Linked DNA regions of Homo sapiens: all the other regions are linked to region 2. The links are chromatin contacts, found by Hi-C or POLR2A ChIA-PET in ENCODE. All regions are on one chromosome and are shown on one strand. Each heading gives the region's core, a stretch centred on a gene start or an enhancer-like site at or near the end of the contact. The rest is flanking DNA. Distances are from core to core; before and after follow the strand shown.

Evidence for each region. A loop is a pair of places that touch in the nucleus more often than their neighbours do. ChIA-PET counts read pairs that join two places held with the same protein, here RNA polymerase II (POLR2A). Pooled maps may share reads with other maps.
Region 1: a loop to region 2 is called in a map with no recorded cell type, with 4 times the contacts of the local background. The contact joins two enhancer-like sites. A Hi-C loop is called at or near these places in 2 of 168 maps with a recorded cell type or tissue (heart left ventricle and psoas muscle), 2 of 37 single-sample maps with no recorded cell type and 7 of 50 pooled maps. POLR2A ChIA-PET finds 5 or more read pairs at or near these places in 2 of 52 experiments (BJ and activated naive CD4-positive, alpha-beta T cell).
Region 3: a loop to region 2 is called in a pooled map, with 1.9 times the contacts of the local background. The contact joins two enhancer-like sites. A Hi-C loop is called at or near these places in 3 of 50 pooled maps. POLR2A ChIA-PET finds 5 or more read pairs at or near these places in 4 of 52 experiments (BJ, CD8-positive, alpha-beta memory T cell, T-cell and 1 more).

The regions. Positions count from the first base shown.
Region 1 is chr3:170,127,309-170,130,034 of GRCh38, reverse strand. PHC3 (polyhomeotic homolog 3) reads left to right here. Exons shown (of 15, transcript NM_024947.4): 8 at 483-1,351. Among named protein-coding and RNA genes, the nearest start is that of PHC3, 53 kb to the left of the region's middle. Within about 2 kb of position 1,339, at least 4 of the 41 ENCODE cell types and tissues checked have a DNase peak (open chromatin) inside an H3K27ac peak, as active enhancers do.
Region 2 is chr3:169,997,495-170,000,194 of GRCh38, reverse strand. It overlaps SEC62 (SEC62 preprotein translocation factor), which reads right to left. Exons shown (of 8, transcript NM_003262.4): 8 at 1,822-2,700. Among named protein-coding and RNA genes, the nearest start is that of SEC62, 32 kb to the right of the region's middle. Within about 2 kb of position 1,339, at least 3 of the 41 ENCODE cell types and tissues checked have a DNase peak (open chromatin) inside an H3K27ac peak, as active enhancers do.
Region 3 is chr3:170,153,227-170,155,984 of GRCh38, reverse strand. The region is part of intron 4 of PHC3 (polyhomeotic homolog 3); the gene reads left to right. Among named protein-coding and RNA genes, the nearest start is that of PHC3, 27 kb to the left of the region's middle. Within about 2 kb of position 1,369, at least 4 of the 41 ENCODE cell types and tissues checked have a DNase peak (open chromatin) inside an H3K27ac peak, as active enhancers do.

The DNA.
Region 1 (2,726 bases), core at 90-2,589, 130 kb before region 2:
CTAGTTTTCCAACTATAAATTGTCATTAAATATTCAGGCCAGGCGTGATGGCTCACGCTAGTAATCCCAGCACTTTGGGAGGCTGAGTTGGGAGGATCACTTCAGGTCAGGTTTCAAGACCAGCCTGGCCAACGTGGTGAAACCCCGTCTCTACTAAAAATACAGAAGTTAGCCGGGTGTGGTAGCGGGCACCTGTAATCCCAGCTACTCCGGAGGCAGAGACAGGAGAATCGCTTGAACCAGGGAGGTGGAGGTTGCAGTGAGCTGAGATCATGCCACTGCACCCCAGCCTGGGTGACAAGAGCAAGACTCTGTCTCAAAAAAAAAAATTTTTTTTTTTTCAAATTACTCTTGTTTGGAAAACTTGTAATAGAATTCTGATGATTATGACCTTCTGATAATGAACACTTTTTCCTTTAGAGTGATTTAAAAATTTCTGTATTTTTGAAATCAGTACTAATTGTCATTTTTTTCTCTCACAGCTTCATATTCTCCAATTCAGCCTCATTCTCTAATAAAACATCAGCAGATTCCTCTTCATTCACCACCTTCCAAAGTTTCCCATCATCAGCTGATATTACAACAGCAGCAACAGCAAATTCAGCCAATCACACTTCAGAATTCAACTCAAGACCCACCCCCATCCCAGCACTGTATACCACTCCAGAACCATGGCCTTCCTCCAGCTCCCAGTAATGCCCAGTCACAGCATTGTTCACCGATTCAGAGTCATCCCTCTCCTTTAACAGTGTCTCCTAATCAGTCACAGTCAGCACAGCAGTCTGTAGTGGTGTCTCCTCCACCACCTCATTCACCAAGTCAGTCTCCTACTATAATTATTCATCCACAAGCACTTATTCAGCCACACCCTCTTGTGTCATCAGCTCTCCAGCCAGGGCCAAATTTGCAGCAGTCCACTGCTAATCAGGTGCAAGCTACAGCACAGTTGAATCTTCCATCCCATCTTCCACTTCCAGCTTCCCCTGTTGTACACATTGGCCCAGTTCAGCAGTCTGCCTTGGTATCCCCAGGCCAGCAGATTGTCTCTCCATCACACCAGCAATATTCATCCCTGCAGTCCTCTCCAATCCCAATTGCAAGTCCTCCACAGATGTCGACATCTCCTCCAGCTCAGATTCCACCACTGCCCTTGCAGTCTATGCAGTCTTTACAAGTGCAGCCTGAAATTCTGTCCCAGGGCCAGGTTTTGGTGCAGAATGCTTTGGTGTCAGAAGAGGAACTTCCAGCTGCAGAAGCTTTGGTCCAGTTGCCATTTCAGACTCTTCCTCCTCCACAGACTGTTGCGGTAAACCTACAAGTGCAACCACCAGCACCTGTTGATCCACCAGTGGTAAGCCCTTGGAAGCTCTTTGACTTTCTTGCTGAACTGAAAGTAAAAACTATTTTTTCCCACACTATGTTTTATTGCAAGATCTAAATGCCTGTGAACTAAAAAAGCTTGAAATTTCCATGTGTCAGTATTCTGACAAACATGCTGTATGGGCAAAAAAAAAAAAATGCCATTGTTTGTTTAGTGTGGTTGCATGCTTTATAATTTGTGATGGTAATTAAAGTCCCTCGTTAATTTTATTACTATTTAAACAAATCCATCTGCTATCTTTACAGAGTTGATTTTTTTTCCCCAAGGGAATGCATTTGAACCAGTGTCATCTGCACAAAGTTTTTTCTCTTAAGGTGATTATCCTTCATAGATCCCTTCTGTTGGCTTGTATGTTCTCAAAACGTATGGTTTATCTAGCCTAACCCTTTTAGTTTTATGCATCCTAGAGTCTTGGGCTTTTAGGGGATTTTGTTTCAAGTTGGAGATATGCTTATATGATGTAGTTTTTTGGTAAAATTATACTTTGTAGTTGAAATTTTGTAAAAAAAAAATTATTCTAGGAGAGAGTCCAGCTTTGCCAAAAATTTAACTGTAGGCCATCTTATAGAATTATTAAACTTAATGGTTTGTTATTTCTACTAAGGAAAAATATGTACTTAAAATATTTCTCACTTAAAAATGTCAAAAAATCTTGGTAGATGAATTTAATACTGAGGATGAAAAAATCCATTTAGAGGAGTAAAAGTTTCGAATAATTGAGATTGTAGTGGGATTTTTAAGAATAAACCTCTAAAAACAATTGTTGCCTAGAAAGAAAAATTATCTTGAAAAATACTTTTCTTTAAACATTCTCTAAAAGACATTTTAAGATTTATAAAACTGAAATAAGGTCTCTAATTGTTTAGTCAGAAGGATCAAATTCATAATTTGTAACTGAGGAGAAGAATCTTCCTAAAGGGAGGTTTTGTATTACACCTCATCCAAGAGATTTTATCACCTAAAAGCTAATAAATATTAGCTCAGAAAGGAGTTTCGAAGTATTTTTTATTATTAATACTTGTTTTTTCTTTTCATACTTGGATTATCCTCAATGTTCTTTAATGAAAAGTATTTTGGTTCTCATGATACAAATGTATAGATTTTTGTATTCTTGTCATTCTTACTGATCTTAATAGGCACAGAGATTGAATTATACCTTCTGTAAATTTTTATTAAAAGCAGAACTTGGCTGGGTGTAGTGGCTCACGCCTGTAATCCCAGCACTTTGGGAAGCTGAGGTGGGCAGATCACCTGAGCTGAGGAGTTCGAGACCAGCCTGGCAAACAGGGTGAAACCCTGTCTACACAGAAAAATACAAAAATTACCCGGGAGTGGTGGCCATGCC
Region 2 (2,700 bases), core at 90-2,589:
ATCTCACTCTCTTGCCCAGGCTGGAGTGCAGTGGTGTGATCTCAGCTCACTGCAACCTCTGCCTCCTGGGTTCAAGCGATTCGCCTGTCACAGCCTCCCAAGTAACTGGGACTACAGGTGCACACCACCACACCCAGCTAATTTTTATATTTTCAGTAGAGTCGGGGTTTTGCCATGTTAGCCAGGCTGGTCTCGAACTCCTGACCTCAGGTGATCCACCCGCCTTGGCCTCCCAAAGTGGTGGGATTACAGGCATGAGCCACCATGCCCTGTCAGTTTATTTTCTTTATAAATTACCCAGTCTGTGGTATTCTGTTATAGCTACACAAAATGGACTAAGACAGTAGGTTTGTGAGTTTTCTGGTTATTTTTGCTTATAAGTTTCTGATTTTTCCGTAATAAGAAAATAAATTGTTTTTAACAACAAGAGGGGAGTTGTGGTTAGAATGTGTAAATCTGAGAAATACTGGAAGTATCCAGAAAATATCTAAGCCTTGCTCCTTGCCATGCCATTTTCTATGTGATTAGTGTAGTCTAAGATGCAAATCTGAATGTGTCACTCTCCTGCTTTGAGTCAATCTGCTCCAAAGGTATTTTAGTGTCACTGTTCATACTTACTGTGTGCAACTCAGTCATCTTTCAGTTCCCAGTGACAGAAATCTCATTCAAAATAACTGAGAAAAAATGATGAATCTGTTGGCTCATGCAACTGAAAAGCCCAGGGATGGCTTTAGGCCAGGCTAGATCTGGGAGTTCAAAGATGGCATTAAGGCCTTGTCTTCCTGATCCACCCTTGGTTCTGTTTTTTTCATGTTGGTTCTATTTCTAGACAGGCTCCATTCATGTGAAGGCAGCATAGCCATTGGTTTCTTCAGGTCCACATGGTCCTTGGAATTCAAGACCCCTGAGTAAATGAGAAGACTTCAATTGGCCTGGTGTGAACTGAGTGCTCATCCTTGAGGCCAGTCACCGTGGAATGGAATGAGGAGCACCACAGAAGGGAAAGGAATATTTTCTAAAGGAAGGGATTCTGGTCAAACAATGACTTGCCACCTGTATCCCTCTCTAAACGTTTCTCTTTTCCAGCTGCACCTTAACTAGTTTCAGTTTCAGGGGATGCCATGCTCACTCTGCTGTCTTATTTTTGCACATCTTGCTGCAGTGGCCCAAAATTCCCCTAGTCTTTACTTGGCTAATACCCACTCATTCTTCAAGATCTAGCTCATGATACTTCTATGGGATGCCTTTCCTGACCTTCCTAATCTGGGCTGGGTATTCACTTATGTGATCTCATAAGCACGTCACAGATACTTTTGACATTACACAACACCATTGCCACTGTTTGCATGAATACTTGTCTCTCTTACTAAACTAGCTTTTTGAGTTTTGTGATTGCACAATGCTTAGCACATAGTAATCACTCCACAAATGTTTGCTGAATGACTGAAAGATAATCTTAGTGTTGGTAAGATCCTGTTTTGCTTCTCCCATTTAAAAGATGCTTCAGGCTGGACATGGCAGGTCACATCTGTAATCCACAACTTTGGGAGGCCAAGGCAAGAGGATCATTTGAGCCCAGGAGTTCAAAGCCGACATGGACAACGTAGGGAGACCCCATCTTTATGAAAATTATAAAATTAGCTGGGTGTGGTAGCATGCAATTGTAGTCCCAGCTACTTGGGAGGCTGAGGTGGGAGGATCACTTGAGCCCAGGAGGTCAAGGCTGCAGTGAGCCGTGATTGTACCACTGTACTCCAGCCTGAGTGACAGAGCAAGGAGACCCCCATCTCAAAATAAATAAATACATAAAATAAATAGAAGTTGCTACAAAAATCTTGACTTTTTATTTAGGAGTAAGATATAATCTATCAAAACAAAACATCACATAACACATGTAACTTACTAAATTTGTGACATGAAATGTGAATAATATTAAAATTGAATTATGCGAAGTATCATTGGCCTTTGAATAAGTTATAGTCCTATTTGAAACATTGGTGGATCTGATTAGCTAGGGCAGGGGTTCTTAACCTACAATTCACAGACCTCTAAGGGATTCACGGATAGAATTCAGAAGATACATGAACTTGGATGGGAAAAATTAACTTTAATTTCACTAGCCTAAAACTAAAATTTAGTATTTCCTTCAATGACGAGTGCAGACAACAATCCACAGTTGTACTAGCAGTAACTTTGTCAACAGAAATCAGGTATTTTCATGTTACATCACAGTTGTTGCAGATATCTAATATATGTTTTATGCTACTTCAACATCATAGCAGTTATTACATCCACTCGTAGATCTGGCTATTAAATGCACACCTATAACTACCACATCATAAATTATTTGGTAGCTTACACTTCAGTGTAATTCGTTTCCCTTGTAACCCCATGCATTTCCTTTTCTGCATTTAAAAACATTATTCTGGCCAGGCATGGTGGCTCATGCCTGTAATCCCAGCACTTTGGGAGGCCGAGGCAGGTGGATCACCTGATGTCAGGAGTTCAAGATCAGTCTCGCCAACACGGTGAAACCCTGTCTCTACTAAAAAATACAAAAATTAGCTGGGTGTGGTGGCATGTGCCTGTAATCCCAGCTACTTGGGAGGCTGAGGCAGGAGGATCACTTGAACCTCAGGAGGCGGAGGTTGCAGTGAGCTGAGATTTCGCCACTGCACTCCAGCCTGGGTGACAGAGTGA
Region 3 (2,758 bases), core at 120-2,619, 160 kb before region 2:
TAAAGAGAAAAATAGCATTTCCTCTCTGATTCTAAAATTAATATCTACATAGAAAAGTTAAAAACTTTAAAAAAAGTAATCCCGGATTTTACTCCTAGAAGGCATTATATATATACACCTTTAACATTTTGGTGACTGTTCTCACAGGTAGTGGTGCATGGGTGTGTGTGTGTTTCTATATTGAGTCTAGTCATATATCATGTTATGAGTATGTATTATTGTGTGTATATCCAATGCAGTCATTTTTCTTAACTTTTTTTTTTGGAGACAGGGTCTCGCTCTGTCACCCAGGTTGGAGTGCAGTGCTGCAATCTCGGCTCACTGCAACCTCCGCCTCCCAGGCTCAAGTGATCTCCCAGCTCAGCCGCCTGAGTAGCTGGGACCACAGGTGTGCACCACAATGCCTGGCTAATTTTTTGTATTTTTGGTAGATACAGGGTTTCACCATGTTGACCAGGCTGGTCTCGAACTCCTGAGCTCAAGCTATCCACCTGTCTCAGCTTCCCAAAGTGCTGGGATTACTGGCATGAGCCACTATGCCTGGCCATCTTTCTTAACATGTTTTTCACATTTGTGATACATATACACACACAGACATTTGTATGTACCTATATGAATGATACTCTACATGTTGTTTTGCTGCCTTTTTACTCAGCAGTGGACACAAAAATCTTTTAATGCCACTGAATACAGATACATCATTCTTTTAATGTGAAATGTTTCTCTATTTAGGGTATACCTGATTGATTCTGATCAGTGAAACGGTAGAGGCAACTCTCAAATGGACTTTGGCTATGGGTAGTAATCGGTTGGAAACTCCTTTTGAGGACATTAACAGGTAGTTGGGAGTTAAGTGGCTTTTTCTGGCAGACTTGTTTCTTTCTGGTGACTCCTAGAATTAGCGTCAGTGGGGAGACAGCTTGCAGTAATCGGGCTCAGTAAGTGAGTTTCTTTGTGGAGTGTGACTTGAGATATGAAGTGACAGGATTGGTCAGGGTCTTCAGTGAAAGGGAATTAGGAGTGTTGGGATGGAACTGACAGAGAAATTAATGGAAACTGGTAAAGACATCTGGTTTAGGTCAGCAGAGCAACACAGGAAAAAGGAGAGCCTTATCAGTTGTGGAAAGGAAGGACAGTTTTTTAGTTAGGCTAGCTAGGGAGATGGACTTCTTGCAGAGGTGGCTACTGATCTGTTGGCCTTCATGAGTTGGGTGTTATTAGTAGATAGCTGCTTTTGAAATATTACTTGTTATATGGAACTTAAAAGTAAACACAACACTTGTTCTTTGATCTCACAACTTAGAGTAGAATACAGGTGGTTAGGGCGTTGCTAGTTGTCTTCACTTCCTCTTTTCTTTTTTAAGAAAAATAAAAGCATTCTGTTTGTACTTTGTACTATACTTCCTTAAAAAGCATTCTCCAGCTTGTTAGCTATCAGCCAATCATTTTTTAAAGAAGACTTTTATTACATTTTTCTTTAGAGAATGTGTAAATATCCTTACTAAGAGTACATTTCTTTCTTACTGTTTTTTGAAAGAATCACCAACTGAAAAAAAAGTTCTAAGGCATTATTACTGCAGAGTAACCTGAACTAGAGAGCTATCAGGATATTAAAAAAGTACCCCGAATGCCAAAATACATGAGTCAGAAAAACTTGGGTCCAGTTCTTCCCTGTTGGTAATTTAATCTCTGGAGCAAAGCTTAAATATTGCATGAATATGCCTTAAAATATGAAATATGCCTTAAAATAACATGACATTAATTAACTTAATAAGCTTATTGAATGAAGACCTTTCGTAGATACTGGATATATGAAGATGAATAACACATGGCCCCCACCCTTAAAGAAATTATTATTTAGAAGGATGAGATAGAAATATATGCTAAAAGTATATGGACGGTAACAATTAGGCAACAAAGAGGGGGAATAGTCAGTTCTGCTTTGGGATATGGGAATGCCTGAAAAAGCTTATTAGAGCAGGTGATTTTTGAGAAGTTGTTCACTATGTAGCTGCAGATGGGCTGGGACATGGCGGTGGCAAGGATGCTCAATCTAGTCAGGAATATCATCGCCAGTGCCATAGAGGACTGAGATCATGATACTACACATACCTTGCTATGGTAATGGGAAGGTTGTGTGTGGAGGGGGAGGAGATGATGCTAGAGAGGTTGTCAGGGAAGAGGTTTAACTTTATCCAGAAGATTCTTTTTTTTTTTTTTTTGAGACGGAGTCTCTCTCTGTCACCCAGGCTGGAGTGCAGTGGCGCGATCTTGGCTCACTGCAAACTCCGCTTCCCGGGTTCACGCCATTCTCCTGCCTCAGCCTCCCGAGTAGCTGGGACTACAGGCACCCGCCACCACGCCTGGCTATTTTTTTGTATTTTTAGTAGAGATGGGGTTTCACCGTGTTATCCAGGATGGTCTCAATCTCCTGACCTCGTGATCCGCCCGCCTCGGCCTCCCAAAGTGCTGGGATTACAGGCGTGAGCCACCGCGCCCGGCCTCAGAAGATTCTTAAATGGGTAATTAATATTAATAATCAGGGAAAGATTATCTGGCAAGTAGAAGGTGACAAGATTCCAGTAAGAGGTATCAGTTTGCAGATATTAAAGTAATCAAGCCAGAAATGACATGGGCCCAAAGTCTCAAACTAAGTGATGAAAAATCAAAATGGAAATTAGGAGACAAAAAGATGTATTAGAAACAAGATACGTGACTGATTTTGTGTGTGTGGTAAAGGAGAGGGAAGCATCAGGAT